2 separate regions of the Homo sapiens genome follow, and region 1 is linked to region 2. Evidence: chromatin loops called from intact Hi-C (ENCODE). Cell type or tissue: A673. All regions are shown on one strand. Links, peaks and the distances in the headings refer to the core of each region. The heading gives the core; the rest is flanking DNA. Region 1 overlaps CNTN5 (contactin 5). Region 2 overlaps CNTN5 (contactin 5).

Region 1 (8,024 bases), core at 1,293-6,292, 110 kb before region 2:
CATCAGTACCAGCAAGCAGAGGAAAGAGTTCTTCTGACTGCTGGGTCAGTAGAATTCATCCATAATTCACTCAACAAACAGCAGTTTTATATAAAAGAGAAAATACATTTTACCTTGCTGAGGGCAAAACTAAATGTATTAATAAACCAGTTAAGCAAAAAGAAGTCGCCTTCATATTGATGTTATGTAATTGTCACTTGCAAAACAACCTGTAGAGCATGGAAAATATCCTATCTAATAAAAAAAATTTGGTGATTATAAATTGGACTTAGAAGAGTACTAACATAGTATATTCAGGTATCACTGATTACTGGCTTGATTACCAGAGGGAATTAGAAAAAAAAAAAGACTTTTTAATGAACTTGGTTACCTAAAAAGAGAAAAAAGAGTATAAACCCAGTTTGTTTCCTTACCTGTTTTTTTCTAGGTTATAAAAAATAGCTTCTGAGAGACAAATAGAAATATAATTGCCTATTACAATTTTATTTTACCTGTATAATGATAATATAATATCTTTTTTCTTCCTCTTAATCTATTATTCTTGACTAATCTCATCTTTGAAAGGCAAGTCTTACATTATTTTACATGTAGATTTTTCACATTTCTTCTTACAAGTTTGAATTGTTGATTTAAAAAAAAGTAAAATAAAAGATTTAAACTTACTATAAAGAGAAAGCATTGGTATATAGCAAAGTGAATGAAATACTGGATAATAGCTCCCAAGAAGCTCTTTTGGGATAATAGTGCAAATTGAATTGCCTGCCTTGAAAGAACATCACAGGTAGGAGTTGAAGAAATTCTCAGCTTCTCTGATTTCTTTCCAGCCAGTAAATGTGTCTATCAAAGTCACATGGTCAGCACTACTTGCTTGCTTGGTTAGACTTGTATTCAGTTAAAAAATAAAATAAAAAATAAAAGCAAATACTGAAATAAGCATATGTTTCTTTTCTCCTGGCAAAAGGACCTACTGTCTTCTGAAAAGGAAGTAGATTTTAGGCAAAAACATTGTGTGTCTATTAAAATCACTCTACGTACCATCACTCAAAAGCATTTTTTGAATAACTTCAGGACCTGGGTTCTGGTATTTCTTACTCCATCTTGAGCACTGATCTGCTTTGTGACACTGATTGAGCCACATCCCTGTACTTTCAGTCCCTGTCTTGCAAAATACTGGAAATAAATAATGCTCTTTCCAACTGCCACTTGTTATGCTTCTAGTGTCTTATTTATGTTATGGAACTCTGCTATGAGAAGAAAAATAGCAGAACACAAAATCTATGAAGTTTCCTGGCCTGATAGTATCTGTTGCAAAATAGTGTTTCTGGGAGGATTACGTGAAATAGTACATATAAAATGTCTACCACATAGCATATGCTCAACAATGTTAATCCACTTGCCACAGGGTCACTTCCAATATCTCACTCTGGTAAAAATTACCTTCACCACCTGAAAATCTCTTTGTATCAGGCATAATAGCTGGACTTAAGAATAACAGGACTGAAGAATACCTGAAAGTCTAAAATTGTTATTGCAAAATCAGTACACTAACTTTTGCAGGGCATTTTTTTTTTTGTAAAGAATGGCATTCTATTTCAACACACTATATTTTACTTAACAACTATTAGTTATTCAATAAGTGGATAACATTTACTTGAATAAGTGAATGAATAAGTCAATTGAATACCGTACTTCTCCACTACGGCATTAATGTATAATGTATCTTGGGCTATTTGTCTCATTAGTTTACATAGGAGAACCTGACTTACTCTGTGATACTGATTTGGCCTGTGTAGCAGATTCCTGTCGTGAATTCAACACGAACTGGGAAAATTTCTCTAACTTTTTTAACCTCGCAGTTGTTTTTTTTTTCCCTTCCATGTAATGGGCATAATAACACATAATGTACAGAGATTTGTCAAAATTGAAGATAATATCTAACGTCAAATCTATGGTATGAGATAAATATGTATTTATTTTTAAGTAAATTTGTATCACTTTTGAGTATATCATGTGCTTTTAAAATAACCACTTTAAATTTACTTTTTAATAACATTTCTGAATGTACACTGTTGGGGTAGTGTAGGAGATTCCCTCACTACCTTTGGACTAGGCTGTTGCTCATGACAGCAGAATGAAATTTGCTAACCTCTACTGTGATCCCGAATTTCTTGTGATCAATATCAAAAAAAGATGTGAAAGGCAGTACTGCTCGTTACACTATAGTTTCTTTTAACTATGCCTATCTATTATTATTTGGTCATAGAAATAAGAAAATGACATTGATATAAAATGCAAATGACTCTTTGAATCAATAATAAATTACTGCTCACAAACTATTCAATAACAAGTAATTGATTTGAAGCCAGGCAGAATTTTAGACTTATCTATTGTCTTCAGCTGTACAGAGTTAATGAGGATTTGTAATTACTTTGGATTTTAACTAATACATCTTTTTCATTTTGGAAATTGATTTTATATTAGTGTCATATTTTATGGTTTACACAATTACCTGACTAAATAAAGGTTGACAAAATTGACCATAATCAAAGGCTTGGGAGTACAATAAGCCATTTTAATGCATAGAATGTGTTTTCTCTTTTCAAGAATACCCATCTTTTTAAATTTTTTATGTATAATTGTTAAAAATTTCTCCTTTAGAATTGTAAAATGGGAAAGGGAATAGCTTTTAGTAACTAAAAAGCATTATTCACATAAAGTTCTTTGGATTTTTCAAATTACATTGTTTACCTAGAAAAAAGTTGAAAACCTGTATCTGGCATTTTAAATTTCTACGTCATAAGCCATGTACATTTTCTACATTAACCATGTCAAAGTGTGAACTTTTAGTCTCCTTTTTAAAAGACTGGTTCAAAAAAAAAACAAAAAAGAATATACCAGACATTCTTTGAATGTCACTCACCAAGGAACACTTACATATGCCTCTTGTGAAAAAGAAGAGGCATAGAACAGCCACTGAAGATATTATCCTAAACTTTTATTTGGCTTGGTTTGGAATTGTCCAGCAGCATAAACACACGATTGCTGTATTCTCAGCTGGAAACAGGTTAAGCTAGAAACACATATTACTACAGCCAAACAAAATAGATCAATTTGTCCATGGTTATTCATTTATGTTTCTCCTTGGGGGTCCCTAAGAAGCAAATGATATGCAAACAGCTGCATGATTATTGCTATGCTCTTGTTGCTATTTGGTGATTGCTATTTACATGTAAATTACTACTTGGCAAAGTACAACTTCTCTTCACCAGCAACCAGACAACAAAACAGTTCTTACTAAGCTGTCCAAGATTAATTACTCAAAAATACTTCCTAAAGGATGATTCCTTTAGATTTCTGCATTTCCTAGAAAAGTAATTTTAGAATGAATAAAATATAAAAGAACAATCCCACCATGATTCTAAGGCAGTATCTATTTAATAAGCAACTTTAGAAGATTATGGAAGAATATAGAAATGTAGGTTTCTTGCTGTGAGGACTGATTTGGGCAGAATGGGAAAGAAAAGAAAAACGGAAAGCTAGAGTAGATGCTTAAAGACAGATGATAAGAGATCAAAGATAAACTTGATTTATTTCCAAATTTTATCTCTGAGTCAGGCTAGATGATATCACTCCTCGCCCTTAATGTGTTTATACCTAAAAATTGTCATGAGACTAGAGATTATTAAACTGCCTGAATTAGGCAAATAAAAAGAAAAGGAGTTCTGCACATTGGTGTCAGTTAACACTTCCGTGCCTTTCTTTACAAAACAAAAATTATTTAATGATATGAAAATAGATATATTTACAACTGGGTCATAATCTATATGCAGTTTTGCATGTTTTTCTCCTAACATTATATGAAATGTCATTTTCATATTAATTAATGTAACCACAGCAAAATGTTAATGATTGTATAATATCTCCTTTATGCCTGCACTGCTACTTATTTAGTCCCCAGATGTGTTGTTTTTCACTTTTCACTATTATAGGATATTTTAAAATGGAAATACTTAAGCACGCATCTTTGTTTTACTCATCCAGTTACTTACTTGGAATTTTTGTAACAAGCATGTGATTAAGGATTTTATACATATTGACAAATTGCTCTCCGGGGAAGTTATCCAATTTACACCACCATTAAATTAGTAAGAGAATGTCATTTCCTTCATTTGATTTCATTTAAACTGATCATAGTATCAATAGTCTACTTAGTGACTCTTTTTTTTCCTTCAATTTCATGTTTCAGAGGATATTAATCAACCCAAAAAAGTTCAAGCTGTATTAGTATAGTCAAGAAAAATGGGAAAAATGAAAGGATTTATGATTCAACAGAAGAATCATAATCCATTTAATCCACGTTTAATCCATTTAATCCTGGTTTTTCACAACTGGAATACCTATGATTATAAGCCATAGATTTGGGGGAAGAAAAAATAAGAATTTTAGAAACAGTTGAAACAAAGTGAAGACAAGGTTTATTTTCAAATATACCTTGGAGACTTGTAGATTTTATATAAAATAATAGGGTCAAAAGTGACAAGCTTATTTTTACACCATTTTTGATAAATATGGTTGACTCTATATTAATCAAGATAGTAAGGGAGAAAGAAAGGTATAAATATCCCCTATTACTATTTTAAAAAGGAATTAGTCATAATGTAATAAAAATAAATTTATTTTAAACTTATTTTATTGTAATAGCATCTAGTATTTTTAACACATAAGTAATTCGATAGACTATCATTCAGCATTTTTTTTCAACAAACATTTTATTTTTCCAGTACTGTAGGGGTGAAAGTAAAGCATCCCCTTCGCCTTCAGAAAGTTTGCTGAAAACCCATTCCAAAAAGGCAGATTAATTGGAGAAAAAGGCATACAAATGTATTGGATCATAGTTTATGTGACATGGGAGCCCTCAGAATGAAGACCCAACTCACTCAATGGGGTGCAGAAGCTTACATACCATCTGGAGGTTACAGAAAGAATGAGGGCTTGGATCCTGGCAAAACAGTTTACAGGAGAGGGGAGAAGAGGAATTTTGAAAAGGAGCAATAAATTACTTCTAGGCGGAACTGATGGACTTGAAGAACATAAAATGGTCTAGGACCAAGACTATTGGATCCATAAAGTAGACAATGTTTTGTGACAAAAGTCTGCCTAGGTTTTAGACAGATTTTAATCTTCCTTCCTGTGATGTGGGTTTTGATAATGAAAACTCAAGAAAGGAAATAGAGGAGATTTTTTTCTTCTTTGGTGTGACCAGACTGTAGACAGATAAGGGAACTTCAGCCTGTGCTTTGGGAGAGGTAGAAGATTGAAAAACAGTGGGGGCAGGGGGTGGGGAGGGCAATTGTTCCTCTCCTTGGTGGGTCTGCCTGGTCTTCATGTAGAGGATAAGTGAAAAGTCTCTTCTAGCATCTGTTGATCTCTAAAGGACTTTAATTTAAAATATTCATTATACCAGGGAGCCATATTTTGAAATAGTATTTCCTGTTCTCCTTCAGTATTTACCATGTGCCAGGCACTGATTGATGTCCTGGACCTAATAATAGTGAATAAAATAGAGAGTCTCTTGTTTTCTTTTCATGGAGATTCCATTGTAGTGGGAGAAAACAGTCAAAAATCAAGTAAAAAACATAGTAAGCAAAATAGAGGAAAGTATTATGAAGAAAAATAGAGCAGATTAAAAGTATTAAAAATGATAGAGAATTACAATTTTAAAAAAAGATGAACAGGGAAGGGGTTTTAGGGTTCTCCAGAGAGAACCAATGGAATGGATAGGCAGACATAGAGACAGATGTATACGGGTAGAGAGAAAGAGAGAGAGGATTTATTAGGGTAATTTCTTCCAGATAGAGGATTTATTAGGGGAACTGGTTCATGAAATTATGGAGTCTGAGAAGTCCCAGGGCAGGCTATCTGCAAGCTGGAGACCCTGGGATGCCAGTAGCAAGGCTCAGTCCAAATCTAAACACTTCAGAACCAAGAAAGCCAACGATGTCATTCTCAGTTTGAGGTTGAAGACCTGAGAACGGGGTGATGGTGGGGTGGGGAGGTGGAATGGTATAAGTCTTGGAGTCCCAAGGTCAAAGAATCTGATGTCCAAGGACAGGAGGAGAAGAATGTCTTCCAAGTTCAGCAGAGAGATTGAGAGAGAGAGGCCAATTCCTCTTGCGTCTCTTTTTGTTCTATCAGGCGCCCAGCAGATTGGATCACACTAAGGATGGATCTTCCCTGCTCAGTCCACTCAGACTCACTTGCTAATCTTCTCTGGAAACACCCTCACAAACATACCCCAAAATGATATCTTGCCAGTTCTCAAGCTATTTTTTTATTCCATTCAAGATGACACCTAAAATTAACAATCAAAGAAGTCCAATCTGGAGAGGTCAGATTTGAGCATAGATCTGAGTAAAATGAAACGTGAGCAATGTGAATGTCTGGGGAGGATGCTCTTAAGCAGAGAAAAACCATTTGGAGTATGCTTAGGTGTTTGAAGACTACTAAATGGGCCATTCTGATGGTGTAGTTAGTGAAAGGAAAATTGTCAGAGGGGAGGTCAGAGCCAAGAGGTAGTGGTGGTAAAACATGGAGTGGAAGGAAAACTTACAGGTTAGGCTACAAAAGTACTTTGGATTTTTTCCTGAATGTGTCTGGAGGTTTGATATTATCATACTCATGTTAACTCTCCCTACTGTGGGAAGAATGGATTCTAGGCAATGAGGATGTAAGCAAGAGATCAGTTCAGAGGCTTTTGCAATATCCAAAGGAAAATTATTGAATATGTTTTGTAGATAATTTGACTGATTTGCTGTGTGTGTAGATGTGGGGTGGGAGAGAAGTGAAGTACATTAATCAGAACTGTGAATTTGCTTCCAGGGTAATAGTTTAAGGACCAAAACATTATATAAATAGTTTACCAGAAGTATATTCCTACAGTTTTTATTCCGATACTATTTTTTTTTCAGGAGAATGTACTCATCTTTGTCTCATATTTTAGGAGTCTAACAAAACTAATGATTCAGCTTTAAAATTTGTGAAATAGTATAAATAAATCAGTCCATCACAATTTCTACCCTTTAAATATGAAATATTTTTGCCACAAGGTTTTTCTATTATTGTTAGATAAAAATCAGCACTTTCTTTTATATCTCTATATATGTCTAGTCTTAATATTCCATGCAGAAAGAGGAATCAAATTCATAAATAATACATCTTTACCTCCTAGGTGGAATAAATATAAATATGGTGAGTTGTATGCTAATCACAAATGTAATGTAAAGCATTTTAGTTTAAACCTTTTGATGTCATTTAACTGATTACAATGCCAATCATTCATCTAAATATTGAAATTAGTCATTTTTGCTAATTTAAAAAGTCTTCCCTAAATTTTTTATTGAACCATTAATCAGTCAAACTCCTAAGGAAAATGAAGACAGTTTTTGTAGTCTAACCAAGAATCAAAACAAATTCTGCAACTCAAAATGCTTTGAGGAACAGAAAAGATATTGGGTGGAAAAAGATATCTAGCTTTGAGTACTAATATTCAAAGTTAATAACAGTGAATGACTATAATGCAATTAAATGGGTTCGGTGGATTATAAATATATTGATTATAAAAATATTACTATAAAATTGAGTTAACCAGTATTTATTGAGTACTCACTAGGGTTAAGGTAGTTTTTAAAATTATTAGCTATAAATCATATTAGAGAATAAAACAAAGTTTGGAAATTACTATGTCATCATCAACTTAATTTGAGCCTACAGTGAAGAGCTGTTAGGTAATAAAGAAGAATGTCTTTAGGGTATATCAAATGGGCTTATAAACCAAAAAGTTCTTGTTCTTCTTTATAAAAATAGCCAATATTTATTTTGTGTTTACCATGCACCAGGTACTGTGCTAAGCACTTTATGGTCAATATCTTTTTCAGTATTTCCAGAAACCCTCTGAGGGCAGTACTGTTATTGTAAAAGATACAGAAACTGAGGCTCAGAATTGTTAAAATAGTTTGCTTAAAGTC
Region 2 (8,024 bases), core at 1,770-6,769:
GTTCTCTTTGATGGACGGGAACAACTTTTTTATTGTCTTCCTTCCCATGAGAGATAGTCTATAAAATTATTTTATACATTTTACCAAATCCTGCAATTCTTCAACCTTGCCGCTCATGAACACTAAATTGGAGCACAGGTGTGTAGCCACATGGCCTCATCATTGCCTATTTAGAATCTGAGTGTTTCTGAGTAGTAATGTTCCCTGATACTCTCCCCATTCACTACTTTAAGGACTATTTTTTCCTCAACTGCTCGTTTGCACTTTCTCCTCATTTTGCTTGTGAATGTCAGTGCCATTATTCACCTCTATTCCACCATGATCACCTTTCTCCAAAGATTGCTTTTTTCGTAAATAATTACCTGAAGCATAAAGTCACTTGCTTTCCCAAATTTAATATTCAGTGAACCAGCATTATCACAGCACCATGCATAATCTGGAGAACCATAATAGAATGAATATGTTAGAAAAAATTATTTTGCTGAAATATAAAAGGAAATTAAAGCCACACCTGGACATCTGTGCACCATTTTAGTCACTTAAGTGTGCTATAACAATAGAGAAAGCATGACTAAATACTGCTATAGGGAACCTTTTTAAAGATGAGTAGAACTCGATCATGCTATTAAGGAAAGGGAGGTAGATATGTAAGAGATAATCTCACTGAGGAGGATATACAAATTGTTAAGAACCAGTATTCCCAGACAATATCAGAAGTGATCAAACACAAAGTAAAAGACTCTGGAGAAAGGAATATTAGTTTTTTGTTATTTTATTTTATAGAAATTAATGTTAGAAGTATGTTTTCTAAAGTAATTATAAGGGTAGGAAACTAAAGAATAATATGTGCTTAGCTAAACTAGGGTAACTAGGAGTGATAGCACTATCTTTCTATTCAGAAGAAGTGATAAAAATTCACTTTCTCATACAACTTCTCTATTTGTATTACTCTGCTTCTTAGTACAAAACAGTAGGTCAAGAAACTTTGGGAATAGTCAAAGAATAATCAATAATCTCTCGAGTCCTTCTGAATACACAGCCTTTCCTCAAACTTGAACAATTTTCACTTCCTGAATTACAACTTACATGATGAATCCAAAGTGTATTAATAGTTGAATTTGAAACGAATGAATTAAGCTCAGGATGTCACTTGTTGGGAGACATCTAACTGCTTTCAACCATCCACCTTGAACCCCACCCTATCACTTCCTATTGCTAACAGATTTCAACCTGTCTTTCAATTGAACTTCCTTCATCTGTCCAATCAATTCAGTTCCATTTATTATTTCCAATAATTATTTATTTCCTTGAATATCTAACTTTACTCTCTCCCAACTCAACCACTTTTCACTGCAAAAGTAAAATCATTAAAATTTTGGCCGTTTTGTCAATAAAATAAGTCTACAGGTATTTGCTTATAATTTGCTATTCATTTGTTCACCCACCTATTCATTCAGCACCTGCTCTGTGTCGGGCACTGAAGTCGGCACTCAGAGTGGAGAGATGAGGAAGCTGAGGTCTCAGCCCTCGGCTGGCTCTACATCCTCTAGTCCTCCAGTGTGAGATGCCTTTGGAATTAGGGTGAGGTGTACCATGGAAGTTCACCTGCGTACATTCTCAGTGTCACAGAGGAAATAGTGAGAGACTAAGATAAAACATAAGCAGAGCTGTGGGGCTGGATATGTAATCTGTGAAGAACAATGCCAAATGGAAACACAGGACCCCTTGTTCAAAATTATTAATAATTTCAAGACAGTGACAGAAAGGCATTAATCTAAGCACAGGGCCCCGAACTTGCAAGTTCGCAGATCTTGAACTACACAGCTCACACACCAAGGAAGCTAGCGCTAACTAATTATATATTCATCTACAGAAATAAAAGCATGTTAGCAAACAGAGGGGGCAAATCACAACAAAGTAAGGTTTTTTCATCTATAAAATTAGAATATCAAAGCCTACATCAGCAGTTTATTAGCTTTTTACACACACACACAAAATATTTATTTTACCCCATGAGTCATATGTTGAAAGATTTTGTTCGTTGTGTTGATGTAATCACTAATTTATGTTTCTATTTGAATTCCAGCCAAAGCCTTCTATCATCATAAGATAGATAATGTTACCAAACTATATAATTTAATTCCAGCCAACATCAAAGCTGACTTACCTTTTAGCTAGTTGTAAAGTATTATTGGTTTGTTTGTTTCAAATGGTTGAAAGTAACCTGAAGACACCAGTTTTTACCTGGATAGAAACTAATTTAGGAATCTTTGATTAAATATCTCCAAATTCTGTCCAAGTGCTAATCTTTAGTGATTCTCACTAGCAAGAGAGAAAAGTTTGACTTTTCTGCCTATACCCTTGGAAAAGATGCAAGTACTATCACTTTCCCAAATGCAATGGGAAAATAAAGCTCAGTGAAAACCTTGAGCATGTTTCTAATATATTGTTAGTTTATTTGAGAGTTAAAGCAGTATTAATGTGCTGTATCTTCACATCTCTCACTGCACTACCCTTGTGATCCAATTAGATTCTAAATTGATGTAAATGTCTATTTTTAGCATATGGCCACTTCTGAATGTTTCCAAGCTTTAAAATGCACAAATACTCAACACAAACATCTTTGGAGCATAGAGGTTGCGTAGTTTTCCTTTTCCACCATTGATCTAATATGTAAGAGCCTATTGTGCTTGGAGAGTGCATAAGCCTTCACATGGTTGAGTAATGATTTGAACGCAAGAGAGTCTCCAGTGAAAAAGACAAAATCCAGTAGTTATGAAAAACAAAGCTTGTTTTGCTAATATGCTGGTATTTGGAGTCAAAAAGACAATGACAAATGTTTTCAGTATAACTTTTTAATCCTAGTTAATATTAATACTAAATACATTTGCAAATAATATTTTAGAGAAGAATAAAATTTATTCAGCTAACATAATTATTTTTCAATATTTTTGAAAACTATAAAACACAGCTATAAAATGTCCTTCCTCTTAAAGAAAAGCTAATTTCATTCACGCTATCTCTTATTGGAATATTCTGCACTATTGTAGAAATATTAGATCACTATTATTGCTATTATTGTATGGGATTATTTAAATAGCTTATACCAATCACTTTTCTATCTTAGACTTTCTCTAATTAGTGTGATTGACACTTATAAAATTTCTTTTAGACACTGAAAAGCAGTTGTTTCTTTTCTCTTATGCTTTTCATATGGTTGCTTGCTAACCTGTAGAACTCTTAAACTGACAAAAAAGTAACATTTTTTTGTCAGTCAGATGTTCAGATTTTCTGCACCAGCTTTAGTTTGGCTCATTGAAATAATAGTTACCTGAAGTGATCTGACTGGCCAAAATGATTAAAGCAGTTTGCATGCATGTACATATATATCTGCAAATATGAAATGAGCAAACAGATGAATTGTCATTGCACACAGACAACCAATCAATACAAACTAAATCTCTTGTATTTTATTCCCCCAAATACTGAGTGCCTGCCAAAAGCCAGACTCTTTTAGGCACTGATATCTCCGTCAACTGACTGAGACATTCTCAGGTTTCTTGATGGGAGTATTTTGCCATTTTGAAACAAATATTCTGACTTCACTCTTCAAATTTGAGAAAAGTTCTAATCAACTGAGTTTTATGTAATACACATTTGGATTTATAAATTGTAAGATGAAATTGTATTTCACTATATTTTGTCCCACAGACTTAACCTATGTTTCTTACACATCCATCCTAATATAAAAATACAGTCACTTCACATCTGTGTAAGTTTGTGGAGATAAATTCTTAGTGTGTGGGCTTGTATTTTAAAATCCAATTTCATTCACTATTTAGTGAGTGCTTACCACATGCCAGGACAGTTCTAGAGTGCGAGAGGGAGACACGGTGGGACAGGATTGGAATAAATGCTTTCTGATGCTATGGGAAGGAGTTTAACTCTTATGCTACAAGTGATGCATATCCATCAAAGGATCACAGCAGGAAAGGGACAGGATAAGATGTGTCTTTAAAAAGACCATTCAGGAAAATGTTGAGTGTTTTAGAGGACACTGTGACTAGTGGCTTGCTAATAAAGCAGATGGGACAATAACGGTAATCTTGACAAGAAATAAGAAGGGTCTTATAAAAGGCAATAATAGAGACAGGAAGGGGTGTGTATATATTCAAAAGATAGGAAGGAGGCAGGATCTATAGAACTTGATGGCCCACTGGTTATGTAAAATGAGAACGAGAAGGCAAAGAAGATTGCCAATTGCAATGCTTGAGTGGCCCATCAGAGGGACACCGTATACTCTAGTTAGTTAGACTAACAGAGTTCCAAGTTATACTTAGAGTGTCAAAGTAGTTATTAATGAGGCCCCTTTATCCTCAAAATTGTCCTGGTTTAGAAGATAAATTTTGTGGTCCCCTAATAGAGAATGATCATGCAATCATAGTCATTCATGATCACGTTTATATAATCAGAAAGATGTGGAGATAAGTGGATTTGTAGTAAAGGAATAACATTTAGGGTTCTCCATTCTATTCTATTCTAAGCAAATAGTTGTGTAGCTGTGGAGCTCAGGAGAGAAACACTGGCCTTGACATCCAGATTTGAGCATTGTTCACATTTTAAAGTCGGGTGGGAATTAAATTAAAGAGCCTGTGAAGGCCAGGCACAGTGGCTCACACCTGTATTCCCAGCATTTTGGAAGGCAAGGTGGGCAGATCACTTGAGGTCAGGAGATCGAGACCAGCCTGGCCAACATGGGGAAACCCTGTCTTTACTAAAAATACAAAAATTATCTGGGCATGGTGGTGCACACCTGTAGTCCCAGCTCCTCAGTAGGCTGAGGCAGTAGAATTGCTTGAACCTGGGAGGGGGAGGTTGCAGTGAGCCGAGATTGCATCACTGCACTCCAGCCTGGCCAACAGAGTGAGACTGTCTCAAAAAAAACAAAAAACAAAACAAAGAGTCTGTGAAGCATAGGAAGGGGAAAATGCTGGAATGGAATGCTGAGAAACATTAACTTTGAAGAGGAAGAGGAATTTGAAAAGGAGATGTGAAGTTGCTGTCAGAGACCAAGAGCTACTGTGTGAAAACCCAAGTAAATATAAATCATGGGGACAAAGAGACAAGAGAAATAGAGGAAGGAGAAAATGGACAACAGTGTCAAAACCAAGTGAAATACGAACCAATTCACATATCAGTGAATTAAGAAACTTGGAAGTAAATGATGGCCTTGGCAAGGGCAAGTTCAGAGGAATGATGGGTGTAATAACCAAATTATGGTAGATGGAGAGATGCAAGCAATTATGTGTGAAAGGTAGCGCAGAATCTTAAGAAAATCCTTGGCTTTTAAGTCCAACAGACTGGGTCACATACCCACAAGCTCTTACTAGTTGTGAAACTTTGTGTAAGTCATTTAATGTTAACCTTGTTATCCCTTCGTTCATTCAGTACTTACTCATCAAACATTTATAGAGCACATAGTATGTGGCAGGCATCGAGCTATGATCTAGCTAAACATGAACAACTTTATTTTAGGGAAAAACACATCTTTTTACAGCATAATGTGAGATGTGCTGTTACCCATGTATGAGCAGCACATTTTGCTCTCTGACCATCAGCTTCATTACTAATAATAAACATAGCTAACATTTATCAGGTTCTTCCTATATGTCGGGCACTGCACTAAAGGCTCCATATTATAATAATTATTTCACTTTATTTAGCATATCACATAAAAACAATATGAAAAACGTACTATTTTTAGTTCCATTTTGAAGATAAGGAAGTCATAGAGAGGTTTAAGAATGTCACTTAAACCTCTCTATGTTAAACCACAAAATGTTTGAATGTCACTAACAAGTAGAAGAATAGTGAGTAGACTCCAGGCAGACCAGCATTTTAAATTACTATACTGCCTTCCACTGTCAATTGCCAGATTGTTTCAATTTCATTGATCATGATATCCCCTAGAACCATTTAGTTTCTGATACACTATAGTTCCTGAAAAATAATACATGTTTGTGGAAGGGAAGAAAAAAAGGAAAAAGAGAGAGGTAGGGAAAGAGTAGGGTAAAAGGGAGGAAGAAAGAAAGGAGTACTGTAAGAAACAAGAGAATGGCGTGACAAACTTTGCCTAGGAGTCAGAGAATTTCTATCAAGATGATATACTCACCGCAACTTAAGGATTTGTTGTCATTTGGTAGCCCAAGAAAGAATGAAGATATTCTACATTAGCTTGTAAAGACAGCACTTTGTCATTACCATCTATCTCTAAGGATAGGTCTCACATTCACAAATCCTCTAAAAGTAACTAATCTTTGACCACATGACCATGAGACAATAGTATTAGTAATGACTTTCTATGTTACACCTTGGCCTAAATGACCACAAACCTTACTGAAAAGTCTGAACTTCCTCTGATGGCCCATATCTTGCCATGCATCCAAAATAGTAAATTCTACTGACTACTTCCTCAGAACATCTTGTGGGACTTCTTATCTAGGTGCCATGGGTTTTGCTAGAAAGGAAGAACTTCGTTGCCATTGCTTTTGGTGTTTTAGTCAAAAAGTCTTTGCCCATGCCCAGATGGGATCTAATTAAACTAAAGAGCTTCTGCAAAGCAAAAGAAACTATCATCAGAGTGAACAGACAACCTACAGAATGGGATAAAATTTTTGCAATCTGTCCATCTGACAAAGGGCTAATATCCAGAATCTACAAGAAACTTAAACAAATTTACAAGAAAAAAACAACCCCATCAAAAAGTGGGCAAAGGATATGGACGCTTCTCAAAAGAAGATATTTATGCAGCCAACAAACATGAAAAAAAGCTCATCGTCACTGGTCAATAAAGAAATGCAAATCAAAACCACAATGAGATACCATCTCATGCCAGTTAGAATGGTGGTCATTAAAAAGTCAGGAAACAAAAGATGCTGGAGAGGATATGGAGAAACAGGGACACTTTTACACTGTTGGTGGGAGTGTAAATTAGTTCAACCATTGTAGAAGACAGTGTGGTGATTCTGCAAGGATTTAGAACCAGAAATACCGTTTGACCCAGCAATCCCATCACTGGGTATATACCCAAAGGATTATAAATCATTCTACTATAAAGACACATGCACATGTATGTTTATTGCAGCACTAGTCACAATTGCAAAGACTTGGAACCAACCCAAATGCCCATCGATGATAGACTTGATAAAGAAAATGTGGCATATATACACCATGGAATACTATACAGCCGTAAAAAAAGATGAGTTCATGTCTTTGCAGGGACATGGATGAAGCTGGAAACCTTATTCTCAGCTAACTAACACAAGAACAGAAAACCAAACACCACATGTTCTCACTCATAAGTGGGAATTGAACAATGAGAACACATGGACACAGGGAGGGGAACATTCACACATCAGGGCCTGCCAGCAGGGTGGGGGTGGTTGGGGGCTAGGGGAGGGATAGCATTAGGAAAAATACCTAATGTAGATGACAGGTTGACGGGTGCAGCAAACCACCATGGCATGTGTATACCTATGTAACAAACCTACACATTCTGCACATGTATCCCAGAATTTAAAAAAAAAAAAAAAAAAAAAAAAAGAAGAAGAAGGACTTCTAAATAAAATGCCACCAGGAAAACTGAGCACCGATAGACTTCTTTCTGCATAATCTCTTCTCATTCTCTCATTTTTAAATTTTTTGCAATTGCCCCAATTCTGGGGCAAAACCAAAACTCCCACATGCCTGAAAATGTGCCTGACCATTCCCATTGCTAAAATTCTTTAACTCTTTGATATTTGTTGTTTTTGCCTACTTATCTGTAAATTATACCAAGTGTCATGAAAACAAAACAAAATGGCCTTTAATGTTAAAAAAGATGGTCTTAAACTCACAAATATTAAGCAAAATATTGGAAGTACATTGTATCTGTTCATTTGTTTGAATTGTTTGGAAAAATCATCCCATTTATTTATATATTTTGTACAGACACATCTAAAATCAGACTTTTTTTTCTGAACGCA

Evidence for each region. A loop is a pair of places that touch in the nucleus more often than their neighbours do. Peaks named below come from ENCODE experiments on the same cell type or tissue, not always from the same donor. Only the 100,000 strongest peaks of a DNase experiment are listed, where the experiment ranks them.
Region 1: a loop joins it to region 2, with 2.6 times the contacts of the local background. A loop is called at or near these places in 1 of 110 quality-filtered maps.

The regions. Positions count from the first base shown.
Region 1 is chr11:100,116,173-100,124,196 of GRCh38, forward strand. The region is part of intron 13 of CNTN5 (contactin 5); the gene reads left to right. Among named protein-coding and RNA genes, the nearest start is that of ARHGAP42, 570 kb to the right of the region's middle. In A673, for the core only: no CTCF peak of the experiment used is centred there; DNase peaks (open chromatin) are centred at 3,219 and 5,349.
Region 2 is chr11:100,227,216-100,235,239 of GRCh38, forward strand. The region is part of intron 16 of CNTN5 (contactin 5); the gene reads left to right. Among named protein-coding and RNA genes, the nearest start is that of ARHGAP42, 460 kb to the right of the region's middle. In A673, for the core only: a CTCF peak has its summit at 4,268; DNase peaks (open chromatin) are centred at 3,986 and 4,106.